Linked DNA regions of Homo sapiens: region 1 is linked to region 2. A link is a loop called in an ENCODE intact Hi-C map of the cell type or tissue named here. Cell type or tissue: PC-3. All regions are shown on one strand. Links, peaks and the distances in the headings refer to the core of each region. The heading gives the core; the rest is flanking DNA.

Region 1 (10,034 bases), core at 2,996-7,995, 74 kb before region 2:
AAATGGAGAGTTGTTTAATGGGTGCAAAGTTTCAGTTATGCTAGATGAATAAATTTTAGAGATTTTAAACCACAAGCATAAAAGGAGCCAAACGTACTGAGCTTCATCCACAAGCATACAGGAGAATCATTCATGAACTCTTAATATACATTCCTGTTTGATATATTAAACATATTGTAATGAAGAGTTCAATAAAGTCAGTGCCAATGGAAAAGAAATAATCACATATTTGTAAAAATCTAGGGGACCCTAGAGATTGAAGACGAGCTCTCTGGAATCAGAGTTCTGGGTTTAAATCTCAGTGCTGTCACTGCCTATGTGACTGACCTTAAACAAGTTACTACACTGAAAATAATAGTGAATACCTACAGTAGACAGAATAATGGTCCCATGACGATGTCCACATCCCAATCCCTGGTATCTTACATGAAATGTAATATGTTACCTTTCATGAAATTCACATTCGTGAATATGCTACCTTACATGAAAAAAGGGACTTTAGAGATGTGATTAAGTTAAGGATTTCGATATGGGAAGATTATCTTGGATTAGCTGGGTGGTTCCAATGTAATCACAAGGACTCTTATAAGAGGGAGGCAGGAGTGTCAGAGTCAGAGAAGGAGATATGAGGATAGATGCAGCCATCAGAGTGATGCTGGTCCATGAGCCAAGGAATGTGGGCAGCTGCCAGAAACAGGAGAAGACAAGAAAATGAATTATCCCCTGGAGCCTCCAGAAGGAACACAGCCCTGTTGACATCTTGATTTTAGCCCAGTGAAAGTGATTTCTGACCCCTAGAACCAGAAAATAAGAAACTGTATTGTTTTAAGCCACCAAATTTATGGTAACATATTACAGCAGCAACAGAAAAATGTTATACTACCTCATAAGATGATGAATGCAGTAAATATTTGTAAAGCTCTTAAAAGGATGCCTAGAATTTAAGTGCTATATAGCATCAGCTATTATTAACATAAATCAGATTATCTCACTTCTCTGCTTAAAAATCTGCTGTCTTCCCTTTGCCCTAAGAATGAAATTATTTTCTGAATTATGCCCTATCAAGATTGGGTATGCTTCAGCTCCTCTCCTGCTGACCTCTCTCAACCTTTTACTGCAACCTTCCCTGTCACTGGCTTCTGTCCAGTCACACTGGCCTCTTTCAGTTTCTGGAAAATCAAGTGCCTTTGAACCTCAGGAGCTTTATAACAGCTGTTCTCTCAGCATGGAAAGTTCTTTCCCTCATGTTTATCCTAGCTAGATTCTATCTACATTTCATATTTGTTAAAGTGGCTTGTTTTCAGAAAGACCTTCCCTGAAAATAGAAATTCTATCTCAAAATATCCTATTCTTAATGGCCAATGAACAGAAGAAAAGATGCTCAAGATTATTATTCATTAGGGAAATGCAAACCAAAACCACAATAAGATACCACTATATATCCACTAGCAGGGCTAAAATGAAAAAGACAGACAATAACTCTTAGTGAGGATGTGGAGATATTGGAATCCTCATACATTGCTGGTAAGATTGGAAATGGTCCAGCCACTGTAGAAAACAAACCTTTTGGAAGCTTTTCAAAATGATAAACAGAATTACCATTACCATACGACCCAAACTGCCTATCATGAACTGGGTGCTTTCTGACCCATCTAGCCATAAAATGGGTTGTGCACAGCTGCATTCCATCATTAAACAGAAGTGGTATGTATGAAATCAGGCTCAACAGGTCCTGAAGGCACAAGTAAGTTACATGAGGAAGTGGCTCAAATGCCCATGGTCTCCACTGCTGTCACCCTGCCTTCTCTCTCCCAGCCTGCACCAGTGGCCTCATGGGGAGTTCCCTATGGTCAGTTGACAGAGGAAGAGAAAACTAGGGCCTGGTTTACATATGGTTCTACACGATATACAGGCACCACTCAGAAGTGGACAGCTGCAGCACTATAGCCCCTTTCTAGGATATCCACCAAGGAAAGCAGTGAAGGGAAATCTTCCCAGAACTTTGAGCAGTGCACCTGGTTGTGTACTTTGCTTAGAATGAGAAATGGCTAGACGTACTATTATATCTGATTCATGGGCTGTAGCCAATGGTTTGCTGGGATGGTCAGGGACTTGGAAGAAGCGTGATTGGAAAATTGGTGACAAAGGAATTTGGGGAAGAGATATGTGGATGGACCTCTCTGAGTGGTAAAATACTGTGAAGATATTTGTGTCCTATGTGAATGTTCATCAAAGGGTGACCTCAGCAGTGGATTGTAATAATCAAGTGGATTGGATTATTCATTATATAGACTCCCTCAGCCTCTTTCCCCAGCCACCCCTGTCAACACCCAATGGATTCATGAACAAAATGACCATGGTGGCAGGGATGGAGGTTACGCATGGGCTCAGCAACATTAACTTCCACTCACCAAGGCTGACTTGGCCACAGATACCACTGAGTGCCTAATTTTCCAGCAACAGAGACCAACACTGACACCTTGATATGGCACTGTTCCTCGGCGTGATCAGCCAACTACTTGGTGGTAGACTGATTATATTGGACCTTTTTCATCATGAAAAGGGCAGATGCTTGTCCTCACCAGAATAGACATTTACTCCAGATATGGGTTTGCCTATCCTGCACATAATGCTTCTGCCAAGACTACCATCTGTGGACTCATGGAATGCCTCATCCACCATCATGGTATTCCACAAATCATTGCCTCTGACCAAGGCACTCACTTTACACTAAAGAAGTGAGGCAGTGGCCTTTTGAAGTCACAATTACAATGCCAACTAGGTGACAATACTTTGAGGCAAAGTTCTCCTCAAGTCTCTGTATGCTCTGAATCAGTGACCAATATATGGTACTGTTTCTCCCATAGCCAGGATTCACAAGTCCAGAAATCAAGAGGTGAAAGTGGAAGTGGTACCACTCACCATTACCCTTAGTGACCCGCTAGCAAACATTTTTCTTCCTGTTCCCACGACATTATGTTCTGCTGGCCTGGAGGTCTTAAGTCCAGAGGATGGAATGCTGCCACCAGAAGACACAACAATTCCATTAAACTGGAAGTTAAGATTGCCGCCTTTGGGCTCCTCCTACCTCTAAGTCAACAGGCTAAGAAGAGAGTCACATTGTTGGTAGGGGAAATTGACCCACACTATCAAGATGAAATCAGACTACTACTCCACAATGGAGGTAAGGAAGAGTATTCATGGAATACAGGAGATCCTTTAGGGCGTCTCTTAGTATTACCATGCCCTGTGATTAAGTTCAATGGGAAACTACACCAACCCAATCCAGGCAGGATGACAAATGGCCCAGAACTTTCAGGAATGAAGGTTTATTCACTCCACCATGTAAGAAACCACAACCAGCTGAAGTGCTTGCTGAAAGCAAAGGGAATTCAGAATGGGTAGTAGAAGAAGGTAGTCATCAATACAACACGAGACCAGCTGCAGAAATGAGGACTGTAATCATCATGAGTTTTCCCCCTTATTTTGTTAAGAACATTTTTGTGCATGTATACACTTGTACTAAAAAATATCTTCATTTTATTTCCTTTCGTTTTCCTTTATCATGTGACATAAGATTTACTGACTTTATATCAGCACTTAAGTGTTGTTAACTTTATGTAATAGTATTTAGATTAAGGATTAGTGTGCTTCCAGTTGTACGAAGGATAGCTGTATTATGTTAAGTATAATAATGGCCTTATTGTCTTTCTTTGGAGATTAAGTATGATTTCAAGAGATGTGTGTGGATTCAGTTGACAAGGAGTGGATTTGTGATGGTTAACATTAGGTGTCAACTTGATTGGATTGAAGGATGTCTACACAGCTGGTAAAGTATTATTTCTGGGTGTCTGTGAGGGTGTTGCCAGAAGAGATTAACATTTGAGTCAGTGGACTGGGAGAGGAAGACTCACCCTCAACGTGGGTGGCCACCATCCAACCAGCCACCACCATGGCTAAAACAAAGCAGGTGGAAGAAAGTGGGATAAGCCAACTTGCTGAGTCTTCTGGCTTTCTTCTTTCTCCTGCTCTGGATGCTTCGTGCCCTAGGACATCAGACTCCAGGTTCTTCACCCTTTGGACTCTGGGACTTAAACCAGTGGTTTGCTGGGGGCTCTTGGGTCTTCGGCCACAGACTAAAGGCTGCACTGTTGGTTTTCCTACTTTTGAGGCTTCTGAACTCAGATTGAGCTACTACTGGCTTCATTCTGCCTCAGCTTCAAGATGGCCATCATGGACTTCACTTTGTGATTGTGTGAGCCTATTCTCCTTACACCCTTTCATATGTACACATATCCTATTAGTTCTGTCCCTTTGGAGAACCCTACTAATACATTTTAGGTATATGCACAATTCAAATGAAGATGACATATGTATAAACTAAAAACATATACATAAATGTCCATAACAGCATTATTCATGAGAGCCAAAAAGTAATAACACAAGTGTCCATCAACTGATGAATGCATAAACAAAATATGGTTTTCCTATACAATGTAATATTATTCAGCAACAAAAAGGTATGAAGTACTAGTACTTGCTACAACATGGATGAACCTTGAAATCATTATACTCAGTGAGAAAAGCCAGTCAAAAAGGTAACATATAGTACCATCACAATTATATAAAATGTCCAGAATAGACAAATCTATGTATCTAGAGGTACAAGCTAGTTAGTGGTTGCCAGTGGCCTGGGGCAGGGGTGGGGTTGCGGGTGGGGGGATTAAGGATTGGAGAGTGACTGCCAATAAACACTGGAGTTTCTTTCTGGGATGTCAAAAATGTTACAAAATTCTGATGATATTTGTGTAACTCTGATTAGACTAAAAACACTGAATTGCCCCTTTTAAAAGGGTAAAGTTCATAGTTTGGGAATTATATCTCAATAAAGCTGCTATATTTTGGAAAGATTTTAAAAATACTCCATTCTCAGTAAATCTTCTATTTTTTTAATCTCAATAAAGCTCCTATGTTTTAAAAAAAGATTTTTAAAATACTTTATTCTCAATAAAGCTGCTATTTTTATCTCAATAGAACTATTTTTAAAAAGGATTTAAAAAATTTTAACAGCAATTGCAAAAGCACCAGGGTACACATGCCTTCATCCTGTTTCATGGTAGAAATTATCACAATTTATAATCATTGTAAAGTCTAAAAGGACATGACTAAGTCTGATTTTTTTTAATTGCTGTTTTTTATTGCTTGTGCCTCATGTCATGTCATGTATGTGGTCAACACTCAATATTTGCTGAAGAGATGAAAGAGTATGATTAGCATGTGTAAATGACAATGAGGATGACATTGAGAAAGCAGCCATCAGTTTATGCCTAAATGATTAAACTAAAGGCAACTTTGAAAATCAGCCCTCTTGACTGGGTGTGGTGGCTCATACCTATAATCCCAGTACTTTGGGAGGCCGAGGCAGACAGATCACCTGAGGTCAGGAGTTCAAGACCAGCCTGACCAACATGGCAAAACCCTGTCTCTATCAAAAATACAAAAATTAGCTGGGCGTGGTGGCGGGCAACTGTAGTCCCAGCTACTCAGCTACTCCCACTGAGGTGGGAGAATCGCTTAAACCGAGATCGCATCACTGCACTCAAGCCTGGGTGACGGAGTGAGACTCTCTCTCAAAAAAAAAAAAAAAAAAGGAAAAAGCAATTAGTTTTTCTAAGTCTTTTAAAATCAAATTAATTTCGGGTTATCTGACTTATAGAGCAACCAAGGTTATCCACAATGTTCATTTTTAAACTAGCTTCAGAGAAGCATAGAATGTCCTTTATGGTCACAGAGTAATTTGGAGCATCACCATCCCCATGACATTAATATGGAAGAGTACATGACAGCCTCAATCTTCTGGCAGAGCAGAACATTCAAATGATCGGGGTCTTTAAAATTCATCAAGGTATTTTTTTTATTCCACGTATTTACTCATTCAACATTCATTGCCCACACCCATTTTCCAGATGATAAAAATATAGAAATAAAAAGCATCATATCTTCCCTCAAGAAACCAACAATGTCATAGGAAAGATACAACAGTTTGAGATCAGTCTTGTAATAGTGTCCTGTTGGAGTGTAGAGGTAGATGCCTTAGTAGTTTTGTAATATCTGCAGGTAATTCCAACCAACCATAGTCTCCAATACCTTTCATTTGCAATTTATGACATTTCTTGAAGGTTTACTATGTGTCAAGAACTGTTCTGCTACTGGAGATACGGTAACAAAGGAAAATGACAACATTCCCTGCCTCATTGAGGTTACACTGCAGTGTGAAAAGCAAGTAAAAAATAAAATAAAATATATAACATTCCAGACATTGATAATGCTGAAGAGAAAATTAAGCAGGAGAGGCAAGTAGACAGAATGTGAATGCAAATTTAAAGGCTGGTCAGGGAAGACTTAATGAGATATTTGATCAAAGACCTGAAGAAAGTGAGCTCATAATCCTGGTGAACTCCCTGGAGAAACAGTACTTCAGGCAGGGGAAAGAGAGCAGCAAAGGCAAAAGCCTTGAGGTACAAGTGTCCTGAAATGTTCTGAAATGGTGTGGAGGCTCAGGTGAGAATGGTAAAGTGAGCAAGGGGGAAATTAGATGGAGAAATTGGCTAAAAAGGTAATGAAGAAGAATTAAGGAGGGAGACCCAATTTTATAGGCCTTTCTATGGGCTGACTTTTACTTTGAAGGAGACGGGAAGCACTGGAACATTTTAAACAGTGGGTAGCATGATCTACTTACTTTTTAACAGATCATATTGCTGTGCCAAAAATAATTGGGGTATGAGGCATAATGAGGGTTGAAGTAGGGAGGCATGTTGAAAGGCTATGGCAATGATCCCAGTGGGTTATAATCCTGCTGACTTTGGCTAGGGTGATAGCAATAGGGGTGATATAAAGTAATGAGGTTTTAGATACAATGTGAAGATGGAGCCAACAGATTTTCTAATTGAGTGGATGGGGAAGTCATTGGTGTCCTTACCAAGAGGAATTTGGATGGCATGGAAGTAGCAAACACCTTTTTATAGTGGGGTTAAGACAGATGAGGAAGAAAGGAATTGCACATAGATTATAGACAACATGTCTTAAATGTTTTGCTTTAAAGTGACAGTAGTTAGAGAGGAAGTGGGGTCAACAGACGATTGTTTTTATTTCAACAAGGAGAAACAACAGCAGTTTTATATTGATGTTAATTATAAAGCAGATAGTAGAAATTGATGAGAGAGGAAATGACAGCCAAGCAATACAGTAGGTGAGAGAGAATGGGAGCTAGTGTACAGCAGAAACAGTTGTTCAGTTAGGATCATGGACAATGAATTAATACTAATGAAGGGAAAAGACAGGATTGAGGCTGTGATGTAATAGGTGAGTAGATTGAGTGGTGTAGTTTTGGAAAGTTGTTTTTGGTCCTGTTAACTTATGGAATAGGAAGCAAGATTTTCAGTGGAGAGCAAGGATAACAATGGCACAGGCAGTGTTGGCCATGTGAGGAAGGAGGTGACAGTGAGAAGTAGTTGAAGACAAAGAACAAAAGTGAGAGAGAGAGAAAGAACTCAATGTTTAGGTGAAGGTGTGGGAATAAGTGACTGAGGTTGTGCAAAGAACATTATTGTTGGAGAGAAAGTCAAGGCCAGAATATCATGTATCCATACATTGACTTCAATCAATAAGAATCATAATAGTAAGCATATTGCAGAAAACAAAAGTTAGAAGCTGAAATTCCAAAGTTTTAGTGAACAGTTTGGTTTGAGTTTAAACCTCTGTTTTCATTTTTATTGAATACATGAACACAATTTCAAAAATGTTTATTTTTTCAAATTATTGCCTTATTTTCTTTCCTCTTTCTTTAAGCAATTAAGAATTTATGACTACCCTGTGATGAGTGGGTTATATGAAGTTTTTAAATTATAGGGAATGCCCCATAATGAATCCAAATTTGAAATAGTCACTCGATAATTTACACCTAGAAAGTAACAATTTACACTGGGTAGAAATGAAAAAAAATACCAATTTTGTTTATTTTATCCATACTTTCAGAGAAAATAAAGTTTTGAAAAGATATGGCTAGCAAATATGTGCAAACCTAAAATGTTACATGTATTGAGTTTAATAACTTTGATGAATGTCCAGCTAGCAAAGAAACTTAAGCAAAATACTTAAGAAACAGTCATAAGTGAAATCCATTACAAACCCAGCATTTCACATTGGGCCATCAATCATAAGCAAGATGCCAACTGTGAATTACATGAATATTTGGGTGTGAGAGGGCATCATCAATAATACCTAGTGTTAATAGAGAACCATCAGACCTATGCTCAGTTGCCCACTGGAAATAGTCATTGATCTGCTCTTATGGCATGAAAAAGACTTATGAATTCTGGACACTATTTTGAAGCAGGTCTCTACATGCTGCCTTTTCAAGCACCTACAAGATTAATAAAACTTCACCTACTTTTAGTTTCGTACGGTTTAGACCTTTCCAAATTGGATACTGGGGAAAGGATATATAAGATTAAAGAGGAATCTAAGTTGATACTAAAGTGCTGAGAACTAAACAGTGGAATAGGAATCCAACTAGTGTGAGCCATTATTTTGGTCCATTTTGCATTGGTATAACAAGATACCCGAGGCTGTGTAATTTATAAATGAGAGAGGTTTATTTGGCTTATGATTCTGGAGGCTGGGAAGTCCTATAAGCATGATTCTGGCATCCACTTGACTTCTGGTGAGGGCCTTATGCTGCATCACAACATGACAAGGAAACAAAAGGGAAAGCCAGTGTGTACAGAGTGTCGTGCAAGAGAGGCTAGGTTCATTTATAACAACCTGCTCTGTTGAAAACTAATTCATTCCAGAGAGAGAGAAAAAACTCACTCATTTCCATGAAAGGGCATTAATCAATCTGTTCATGGGGCAGTGCCTCATAATTCAAATACCTGTCACTAGGCCCCACCTCCCAGTACTGCCATATTGAAAATATAATTTCAACATGAGTTTTGTCAGGGGCAAACTAGATCCAAATCATAGCAACCATATCTCAAGTTGTAAGTCTGATCCCTAAAATGAAAAACACAAACTGAATACAGCAATATTTATTAACATTTGAAGACTCCAAGATATTTGAATTCTGACCAATTCAAATTTTAAGGGATCTTAGCTTAAGGCATGGGAAATTCCACATACCATAAAGTGTTTAGATTTAATCTTTAGTTTGTATATAGCAATGACTGTAGTAAGCATTTTCATTTGCTATTTCTTTTTATTTTATTTTATTTTATATTTTTTTGTGATGGAGTCTCGCTGTGACACCCAGGCTAGAGTGCTATTGCACTCACTCCAGTGAGTGCAGTGATTTCAGGTCACTGCAACCTCCACCTCCCAGGTGCAAGCGATTCTCCTACCTCAGCCTCCCGAGCTACTGGGATTACAGGCACCTGCCACCACATCCGGCTAATTTCTGTGTGTGAGTGCATTTTTTTTTTGAGACAGAGTCTCGCTCTGTTGCCCAGGCTGGAGTGCAGTAGTGCGATCTCTGCTCACTGCAAGCTCTGCCTTCCGGGTTCACACCATTCTCCTGCCTCAGCCTCCCAAGTAGCTGGGACTATATAGGTGCCCGCCGATACGCCTGGCTAATTTTTTGTATTTTTAGTAGAGACGGGGTTTCACCATGTTAGCCAGGATGGTCTTGATTTCCTGACTTCATGATCTGCCCGAGTCGGCCTCCCAAAGTGCTGGGATTACAGACGTGAGCCATCGCGCCCGGCCTTGTGTGTGTATTTTTAGTAGAGATGGGGTTTCACCGTATTGGCCAGGCTGGTCCTGAACTGCTGACCTCAAGTGATTTGCCTGCCTTGGCGTTTGCTATGAAAGAAAGAAAAGAAGAGAAGAGGAGAGGAGAGGAGAGGAGAGGAGAGGAGAGGAGAGGAGAAAAGAGAAAGGAAGGAAGGAAGGAAGGAAGGAAGGAAGGAAGGAAGGAAGGAAGGAAGGAAGGAAGGAAAGAGAAAAGAAAGAAAGAAGGAAAGAAAGAAAGGGAAAGA
Region 2 (10,034 bases), core at 1,791-6,790:
ACTGATTCCTCCAGCTGCTGGGGCTATTGGTTGACAGTGCTTAGCTGCATCCCTCTCTAGGAATTGCCCTTGACCAAAGAGATCCACCCAACTCAAGGTTATACCCCATCCTGGGAGCAGGCTTGCATCCAATGTCTTACATCTAATGACTGGTCCATAAAGAGATGTAAAGGCTGAGCCCTCTTGCCTCAATTTGGGATATGGCTGCATGGCCATCCCAGCCCTAAAGCTCCTAATGGTGTCAGCTGAGGTCTCTGTGGCAATTGCATCACAGTTCAACTTCTCCCTTTGCCCGCCCAATCCTGCTTTCTTCTTTCCTTAATAGGTTGAACCTGAGAGCACAACCCAATAAACTTGATGCCCCAATAAATCTACATCTCAGGGCCTGTTTTTGCAGGAACCCAACGTAGGAGAAACCCTAAATACCTCTTACTTTTGTGAAAACATCAGTGCCTCCTGGAGACACACTTTTATTTTGAGATTTGGACTGTAGTTCTTGTTCTCAGTAATCAGGAATTATGAAGCCAGCAATATTGTCCAATAATTATTTTTATAAACCATTCTAAAATTATTTCAGAGTAATAAGGATTAGGTAGAAATATAGAAATGCTACATATTAAGATGTTCATTCACTATTTTAACAGTAAAAATGTATATTATACTGTAATTTTAAAAAATAAATGAGTGAATTTTTTAAGCCTTTGATTCTCTAAGAAAAATAAATGCTAGCACTAATAACTGAAAAATAGAGAAAGCTACTAGGATGGGGAAAAGTTAAGCAAAAATACAGAAAGTAAAAGATTTTACTAATAATAAGAGGCAAAAAACAAAGCACTCTTAAGGAGGAGCTGATTAAATTAAAAAGTGAAATACAAATGAAAGAAAGTATTACATTTGTACAAACTCAGAATTACGGAAAAAGAAAATTAAAATAAGTACATAATAAATGCCATTGCTCAAAATGCTTATATCTCATTAAATTAACCAAAGTTTTTATAATCTTTCCTGAATTTGATATTCTTTTCTTTTAAGGTGTTCTTTCAAGAACTTTGGTGTTTTTATTTTTCTTTCCCCAATTTCCTTTTTCTGTCCTATTGTTTTTCCCTCTAGTGTATACAGATTTCTACATGTCCAGTACATTTCCAGTGAGATAAGCCAATACACTTCTCTGTCATTGAGGTACCTCTCTTGTCCGCTTTATACTTTTGTCTCTTTCTTGCATAAGTCAATTTCTTCTGATAAAAAAAAAAAAAGAAAAAAAGAAATTTGAAACTGACCTTGAAGAGGCAGTTTGGTAAATAGACACATATTCTCTAACATGAGTTCAACTGGCTCCTTCACAATTCAAAAATGAATTGTCTACCAAACAAAGTAGATGTTTCAGAGATACGCCAAGCTTGGCAACAGGAGAAATCATGGACGCTGCTAAAGCAGCAACAGCTGATTTCATAGTCATGGAATGATCCTGCACCTGATCCCTGTCAAGATAACAGAGGGTCTTATTTACTGTCTCCAGCTTTGGTCCGTCTAAGTAGGTACTGTTTTCTGTTTACTTATCCCCCAGCTTTAGGCCTGGAACAATGTTGAACATAGTGTCACAGGCCCTGGTGCCAGACAGGATCAGGGGCTGCGGAATATTTACAGTTTCCCTTCTTCTGCTTCCATAAATGAAATGGACAGTCTGAATGGAGAAAATCAAGGGCCAGCTGGCTAAAAACACAACTGGCAGCAAAACAGTTGGGCCCCTTCCAAGAGCTGGTGTTTAAAGAGAGGCCATTTAAAGAGCAAAGTCCACCTACCACAATAGTGGGCCAGGACACTAGCTGTAGGATGAAACAATGCAATTTCACTCAAAATGATTTTTGTTTCCAAAGTTTGGAAACTAGATGTGCCCCCTTCTTCCCAAGAAATTTTCTAGTCTTAGGGTCAATCCCTTAAAATAGCCAATCTTTCCACCCATAACAAATAACAAATGTATAACTTTGAGAATGTTAAACAAATTATGTGCCACGCTGGCCAAAGTCTTATTTTTGCTTAAGTTCACGCAAACACACAAAAATAAAATTAAGAAACCGAGATGGGAAAAGACAGGAACAAAAAATGACTTAAGAATTTAGATGGGATAGCATGGAAGACAGTCAGACACTTAAACTAATTTGAGAGGTTATTAATATATCATGAGGCCAACTGACAAACACAATTTTCTTTCTTTCTTTCTTTCAATAAAATGTTACTCCAACTTTGCTGTTTAAGAAAAAATGCAATAATCTTCTTGGGGGAAAACTCACATTGAAGCACTTGGTAACTAGTACACAAATGCTAATGTTTTTTTTTTTTTCCTTGTAGGCTCTGATGATGACAACCTTAGGCTGGCCATTTACTTAACCCTAAAATCTCTGACAAGTGCCAAATCAGAAATACGCATAACACCATATTCAGGGAGATAGATTTATACTCCAAACAATTCTGTATATTGTGAGATCATCCTTTTTTTACAGCCCAGGAGCAGATGAATTTGAAGGTGATTTCGCGAAGCTGCCTCTTTTTGTATATACATACATGCATAAATGATTGGAAAGAGAAATGAAAGAGGGCCCCAGATAAAAAGGAAAGGCGTTCAGCTAGATAGGTGCATCCAGCAGCAGTTCTCTGATGCTATAATCCCGAAAACAGATAAAGCCACTAGCTTGAGAGCCCCTGGAAGGCATTACCTCTATATAGGGCACGATCTTGCAGGAGAAGTCCTCCAGCAGCCACTTCTTGGTCAGCTCGTGGAAGATGACCAGCGGAAGGCAGAAGAAGATGATGAGAAAGTCCCAGAAGGCCAGGTTGGCCAAGAGGGAGTTGGAGATGCTCCGCATGTAGTAGTTGTGGCACACGATGCACATCACCGCCAGGTTGCCAATGATGCCGGTCCCGAAGATCACCACGGACAGACACATGACCGCGTAGGCTCCATAGGACTCCTGGGTCAGCGGGTAGAAGGGGTTCTTCAGTCTCACACGCCGGTTCGTGCTGTTTCCCCGGCGGGGACCCCCAGGCTCATGGATTCCTTCACCCAAGGATCCATTCTGGGCCAGCGCCCGGCCCGGGAGTGCAATTGTCCACCCTTCGTGCCCCGCCAGTCCATTGGCCGTCTTGGACAGGGGCTTGTGGTGGGAACCCTGGAGTTTCCCGGCTCTCCTTGGCCAGTAAAAAAGATCGCTGGCTCCGGGGACTGTCTTCACACTCTGCTCCTGGCTACGCCCGGAAATGCCAGCGCCTCTGGGACCCTTCTCTTCCTCCTCTGAGATCTGAAGGAAGAGCTGGAGGGCCGTGGGGTTCCCTCTCCCCAAAGTTTCAGAAGGCTCCTGACCCCGAGCACCTTTCCACCTCCAGGGGCCAGGTGGCCTGGTTGGAGGTCCCGGGGGTCCGGCTGCCGACGCCTCCGCCCCTCTGCCTGCAGCCGGGTCACGGCCCGGGGCCGCCGGCAGGTCCCAGGAGGGTCCCGCAAGAAACGCTGCCCCCTGCTCCTCCCTGGGTGCTCGGGCTCGCAGAACGTCTCTTGCAGAATTTCCCGGTCCCCAGGCGTCCCTGCCGCGGCGCTGGATCACTGTAGGTGCACAGCTCTCCCCCAGACAAGTTTCGTTTCTGGACGCAGGGGCGACCCCGAGGGCAGAAGAGGCAGACACCTTGAGCAGTAGCAGAAGCAGTAGCCGCGACATGCGGGCGAGAAGCGCGCCCGGGGCTCGCATGGCTTGGTGAGGGCACACCCGGCAGCCGCAGCTCCTGCTTAGTTAGGATCGACACCTGCTGCCGAAGTTGCTGCTGAGAGTTAGGCACATGTCACATACTCACCCCCGCCCGGGTAGCGGGGAACCGGAGATTAGGGTGATAGCGGAAGATCGGTCTTGGGGGTCACACACACGCCCCCTATAATCCTTCCTCCTTTGGCATCTTGTGCATTTCTCAGCCAAGTTGAGTCCCAGCAAGGTATGCCCTCCAAGGTTCCTAGAGGGAATAGGCTACTCCCGGTGGCTGACCTTGAAAAGTTGCAATCAACACCTGACTGTTGATTACTGTTGAGACTCGGGGGAGCCCAGACGAAGCCCCACACTCCTCACTGCCTTTGGGTGGGGGTGGTGGCCTTCTTGGTAACAGTTGCTCTGCCTATTTACATCCTTTCGACAGCGTTTGATCCAGTTGCAAGCCGAGGTCTCTAGAGGAAAAGAAAAACAAGTCCCCCTCCCCCAGACGACTCGCAGTCACAACCCCGCTCCCAGCTCGCTGGAAACACGTTGCAAACAGTCCGAAGCAGCGCTGATGCGCCGGCGAAACTCTTGCCCCACCTAACCCCAGCGACTTGCGAGCCTACTGCTGCCGAGGAGAAGCGGGATTCCAACCCCGCGGCCACTGCCAAAGTTGCTTCTCCTCCAGCTCAAAGTTGACGACGGGGCGAAGCAGGCTGCTGGACGGCGTGCCGCCGCAGAGAAGGAAATCGTGGGGAGAAGGGGGAGAAGAGGGCGCCGCTCGTCGGTGGACAGTGCCGCTAGCCGCGGGAGCTAGTCACTGCCACAGCGGGCTCAGCCCGGACGGGAAGGGTGGTGCCTGGAACCGCCGCGGGCCAGGCAGTGCGCGGCCGGGAAGGGGAGGTGGCCCGGCCTCGCCCCCGCGCTCCAGCCGCTGCGCGCGCCCGCGAAGCTCGACTCTCGGCTCGTTGCCTCCTCCCACTCCTTCGCCTCCTCCTCGGAGAGATACTGGTTTGTGGGGAGACGGGATCCCCTGGTGGTTCACCACTCACTAAACCCACACACGTTTCATTCAAGCCATTTGTAGCGGCTTCCACTCGGAGGAGCTGGGAGGGAACAAGGGCGGAGGCGCGGAGCCTGCGCGGCTCGAGGCTAGGGATGGGCGGGACAGGTTAATTCCCCAGCTGTCGAAACCAGCCTGACAGGTCCCCGAGCCCGGGCTAGGGGCGGGTGCGGGGCGGGAGTGGGGGGTGGGGGTGGGAACGGGAATATGAGAGCGGTCGGGGGAGGGAAGAGAGGAGGGTAGCAGGGGAGTGAGCAGCAGGGTCCCCTCCAATCTGTTGCGGCTGATGCGCATGCCCAGGTCTCAGCTCTGGGGGGCGAGGGGCGGGGCGGGGGAGGGGCGGACGGGGGTTGGGCCGCGGGGAGTAAGAAGGTGAAACCTCACCTCCTCAGGTATTCCCTAGAGATAGGAGAGAATGGGAGCTCAGAGGTGTCAGTCATAGAGAATTACCAGTTCCAGGATTGAGATGCAGAGCGAGAAAGCTCAGGATGCACCATTACCTTTAACACTGAGTTGGGAAGCATCCTACCATGGGTTACTTCGTACCACCCAGAGCATAGTGAGGTAGTTGTATTTGATGAAGTAGTGGGAAATGACTGGAGGCAGAAAATTACTCGAACAGCACTCCCAGCACGGCTGTCCATGCCTTTCCAACCTTTCTACTATATCCCACAACCCTGTCAAAACTGTCAGGGCATAGCTAATAAAATAGACAAATTAATGAAGAGAAAATGATAGAGGAAGAAATAAACACATTCTGAATTTTTTTTTTAAACAGAGTCTTGCTGTGTCGCCCAGGCTGGAGTGCAGTGGTGCGATCTCGACTCACTGCAACCTCCGCCTCCCCGGGTTCAAGCGATTCTCCTGCCTCAGCCTCCCAAGTAGCTGAGACTACAGGCACCCGCCACCATGCCCGGCTAATTTTTTTTGTATTTTTAGCAGAGACGGGGTTTCACTATGTTGGCCAGGCTGGTCTTGAGCTCCTGACCTCGTGATCCGCCCGCCTCGGCCTCCCAAAGCGCTGGCATTACAGGCGTGAGCCATCACACCCGGCCTGAATTTTTTTAAAGCAACACATCTAGAGAGGCAGGAGAAAACACAATGGAACATATGATACCAATTGTGGTAAATAGAATAATGCCCCCCCAAAAAAATGTCCGAATCCTAATTCCTAATACCTGTGAGTATGTTACCTTACAGAGCAAAAGGGATTTTGCCAATGCAATTCAGCTAAGACTCTTGAGATGGGGAGAGTATCGTGATTATCCAGGTGGGTACACTATAATCACAAGAGCCCTTACAAATGAGAGGCAGGAGGGTCAGAGTAAAAACAAACACAAGCCAAGTGATGTGGGCAATCTCTGGAAGCTAGAATGGGCATAAAAAAGGATCTACTAGCCCATTTGAGACTTCTGACCTCCATAACTGTAAGATAATGAATGTGTGTTGTTTTAAGCCACAAAATTTATGGTTATTTGTTGCAGTAGCAATAGTAAACTAATACACCATTAAATCTAAAAATGGAGACAACAGGAATAATTGTATAGAAAAACATAAACTACCAAAAATAGTTCAAGAAGAAAATTTTCAGAAACTGTAATCGAACTATAACATTAAAGAAATCAAATCATTCATCAAGATCTACCCAGAGGAAAGTGCTAGACCTTAGCATATCCTGCGGAATAAATATACATTTATACAAAATGTTTTAAAGCTACTCAGTTCATTTTGTGAAGGCAGAATAACCTTAATGTCAAAATCAGACAAAGCCAGAAATAGGAAAAAATATAAGCTAATAGCACACATTCATTTGTACATTAATTCATTCATTTATATACACTAACTCATTCTCTCAAATTCACTACTTCATTAAAGAAATATTCTGCTCAAGTTACTTAGGTCAGAGCAGTGAATAAAATAAAGTTCTGCTCTCACTGAATTTATATTTTCTTGTATACTCATAAAAAGGACAAACTAGGCTTATGTGTATCACCAAGACTGAATCTCAGAAACATAAATGTAAGGGAAAAACGTAGAACTTGATGTGTTAACTATATAATGCTACCATTTGTGTAGCTCTTAAAATGCACATAAAACAATTTGATAATCATACATGGTGTATCATATAAAATATGTGAATGGAATAAATACAGATCAACTTCAGAATATTAGTCACCTCAGGAAATAGAAGAATGGTCATGGGATGGAAGGAAGCTTCTACTCTAACTGTAGTATCTTGTTTCTTTAAAAAAAATTTAGAAGAGGGAAATCTGGATTAATAATGAAACAGGAAAAATAAGTTGCCAAAATGAAACAGTGATATAGCTTCCCTTCTCATCTCATTAGCTTAGAGTTTAAGTTACACATGTAAGATATGTTTCTATCCTTTTTACTCTAGACCACATAAATGTGTCACTAATCTCTATCACTACACAGAAAGGAATCAAAGCTAAACAGGGAAAAATCCCTTTACCTGCTCCCTTAGAAGCTCCATTGTAATTCACACATGCTTGGCCCAGAGTTGGGCATCATTCTTAAAGTGGTGGGCTATAGAACTCAGGTACCATGCTTGGAGAGTGGCTGGGGAAAGGCCTGAAGGAGGAGCTACCTGTGTTTGTCTGTGGTGGTATCTCATTCATGAGTGGTCCCTTCCTTAACCTGAACAATGATGCCTACCTACTTGGATGGTTGCCAAGTTCTGGTTCTCTAACTTATTCGGACCATGAATAAAACCAAAGAGCTCCAGCTACTCTATTGGAGCCCAGGTCAATATCAATTATTTATAAAATTGTGTTTCCAAAAATATCAATTATTTATATTTTTGGAAACACAATTTTCTCATCTGTATAATAAGGATACTAATACCTACTCTCAGCTCTGCTCACCCAAGTTGTTATGTGGATTAGGTAGATATGAAAAGACTACATAAAGTATAAAATATTTATTACTGTTGCTCTTGGTAGTTCAACTTTGTTTTTAGTGAAATTTAAATGCTGTCAAAAACACATAATCCTTGAAAAAGAATATGCTTGGTAAATAAAAGTGTAAAGTAATAGGTTTATAAGAAAATTTAGAATGCATTCCCTGCAAAAAGAAAAACACACATCTTCAAATATTTTTCCAAAGCTTAGCTCAGCTGTAACTATAAATTTTAAATGGAAATAGTCACATCTCATTCATTTGTGTAGATTCTACTTTAGAAATATAGATCAGAAAAGGAATTAGCTAATCATTGTCTGGTTTACATCTGAGGCCATTTATCTGTACAAAGAAAACTGATTTGAACATGGATTTTTTTTCCTGTGTCAGCATTTCACAAGGTTTATAATACATACTATTGATTTTTTTAATAAAAAAAGAACATGTAAATTATTACCTGCCTTGGCATTTTTATAAAATCTATTACACTTCATTTGGTGTTTGGTGTGCTGAAATAACACACATCACAGAATGAGAGAAATTACTATTTCAAGTTTTAAGATACATCGTTGAACAGAAGCTTTACCCAGCACACAATTCACTTATCAAATAATTTTCTTTCTTTTTTGCCTCAGATAATTCAAAAGGGTCATTTTTTCTGAAAGAAACTGTAACATACCACCAATAGATTATTATTTTCTGAAATTCAAAATTTGTCTGTTTTCCAAATAGTTTGTGGTTGCAGCCTTTCTGTCACTGAATTATTAATTGTTAGTTTGGAAGCCTCCATTGATCACCTTCATTAATCACCTCTCTCTTTTGCCATATATAAGAGCCAAATTATCATTAACGGGTGGGAAATGGCACTGCTTGGAATATAATATCAATATGGTTATGTCTACCTTAAAAATCAAATATCAAAATTAAAGTACTTAAAATTTAAAATAAAACAACAATAATCAAAATAGTCTTTTATTTATTCCAGACAAAAATGTAGACATTGGGCTACATAAAATATGTTTGAACCATACTTGGACCAGCACACTAATTGCATAGCCAAGTCCTTTGGGTTTTGTTGGATTCGGTTTGTTGTTGTTGTTGTTGTTGTTTGTAAAGAAACTTGAATGCAAAAGGGTGAAACTGAAGATGAATTAACACAAGCATAACCAAACATTCTCAACCTTTCATAATTCTTTATAGAAATAAATGCTTGTGAAATGCACCCCTACCTTTTGATCAACATCCTTTTTGAAGCAAAGATAATTTGGATACTTAGTTGGCCCTCAGCCAATAGCAATGTAGCAGGAGATCAGACCATCTCAGGCTTCAGCCTCTCATGACTTCTCAAATTGTGTATTTTCCCTAGCAAGCACATTAATTGTAAATCTTCCAAAAATCATAGTAAGCTGAACTTTTTAACAATTATCCAAAATAAATGTGATATAAAGATACATTTTATTGTATCTTTATAATACCAAAATAAATGTGATATAAAGATATACCAAAATAAATGTGATATAAAGATACATTTTACTTCCTTCTCCCAGAATTTGGGTACAAGCTGTATGCTATATCAATAAGATTCCTTCTGAGACTGTTTAAACCAAATCATCTTATTCTATATTGTTGCTCCATCTCTGACCAAGCATTATTATTTAAATTAGTTTTCTGTGTAATGTTGATACTGGATAATACACTAGAATAAATGCAAGTCAAGCCAAATTGCAGAAGTGTCAGCCTGGTTCAAATAACAAAGGCTAGCAAATTGGAATTTTTAGTATTCTGACCAGAATAATTTTTGTATACAGAGTCAGTAAGGAAGAGCATGGATTTCTATATGAAAAGTGAAAAGTTGAGATAGAAGGGATTTTAAAAGATAATACACCATTGATTTGGCTCTCCTGGCAACCTATTAAATTTTAGCTCTGGCAAAGAAATCAATTCAATGAACACGTACGTCTAAGACCTGAGTCTTGGCACATTTAGCATTATTTTCCTGATTAGTGGTTGAAATATAAATAGTACCAAAACAATATCTGCTTTGTGAGAGTTATAAAACTACCCTAAAGACTGGTCAAAAACAACAACAAATAGCTTTTCTAGTATAATCTTCCTGATTTGCTTGTTCACTTTTTAGAATCTTCTGCAGGTGATATTTTCTTTATTTGGATTGAGGTCCAGAAAGAAAGAAAAAAGTATCTCTGTGTTATATTTAGTTTTTTTAATTCACTCAGGATGTTGAGAGGGTGTGACTCAGTATTATCACAACAAATTGACCTGATAATGTAGACATTTTGAATGATCAACTTAATAGAATTTTAAGA

What was found. A loop is a pair of places that touch in the nucleus more often than their neighbours do. Peaks named below come from ENCODE experiments on the same cell type or tissue, not always from the same donor. Only the 100,000 strongest peaks of a DNase experiment are listed, where the experiment ranks them.
Region 1: a loop joins it to region 2, with 4 times the contacts of the local background. A loop is called at or near these places in 2 of 110 quality-filtered maps.

Annotation. Positions count from the first base shown.
Region 1 is chr7:124,685,829-124,695,862 of GRCh38, forward strand. No RefSeq gene overlaps it. Among named protein-coding and RNA genes, the nearest start is that of GPR37, 75 kb to the right of the region's middle. In PC-3, for the core only: no CTCF peak of the experiment used is centred there; DNase peaks (open chromatin) are centred at 3,323 and 5,233; H3K27ac peaks cover 947 bases.
Region 2 is chr7:124,761,243-124,771,276 of GRCh38, forward strand. It overlaps GPR37 (G protein-coupled receptor 37), which reads right to left and starts at 4,550. Exons shown (of 2, transcript NM_005302.5): 1 at 2,712-4,550. The coding sequence starts at 3,734. RefSeq lists a silencer at 4,562-4,691. In PC-3, for the core only: a CTCF peak has its summit at 4,738; a DNase peak (open chromatin) is centred at 4,729; H3K4me3 peaks cover 3,519 bases; H3K27ac peaks cover 1,090 bases.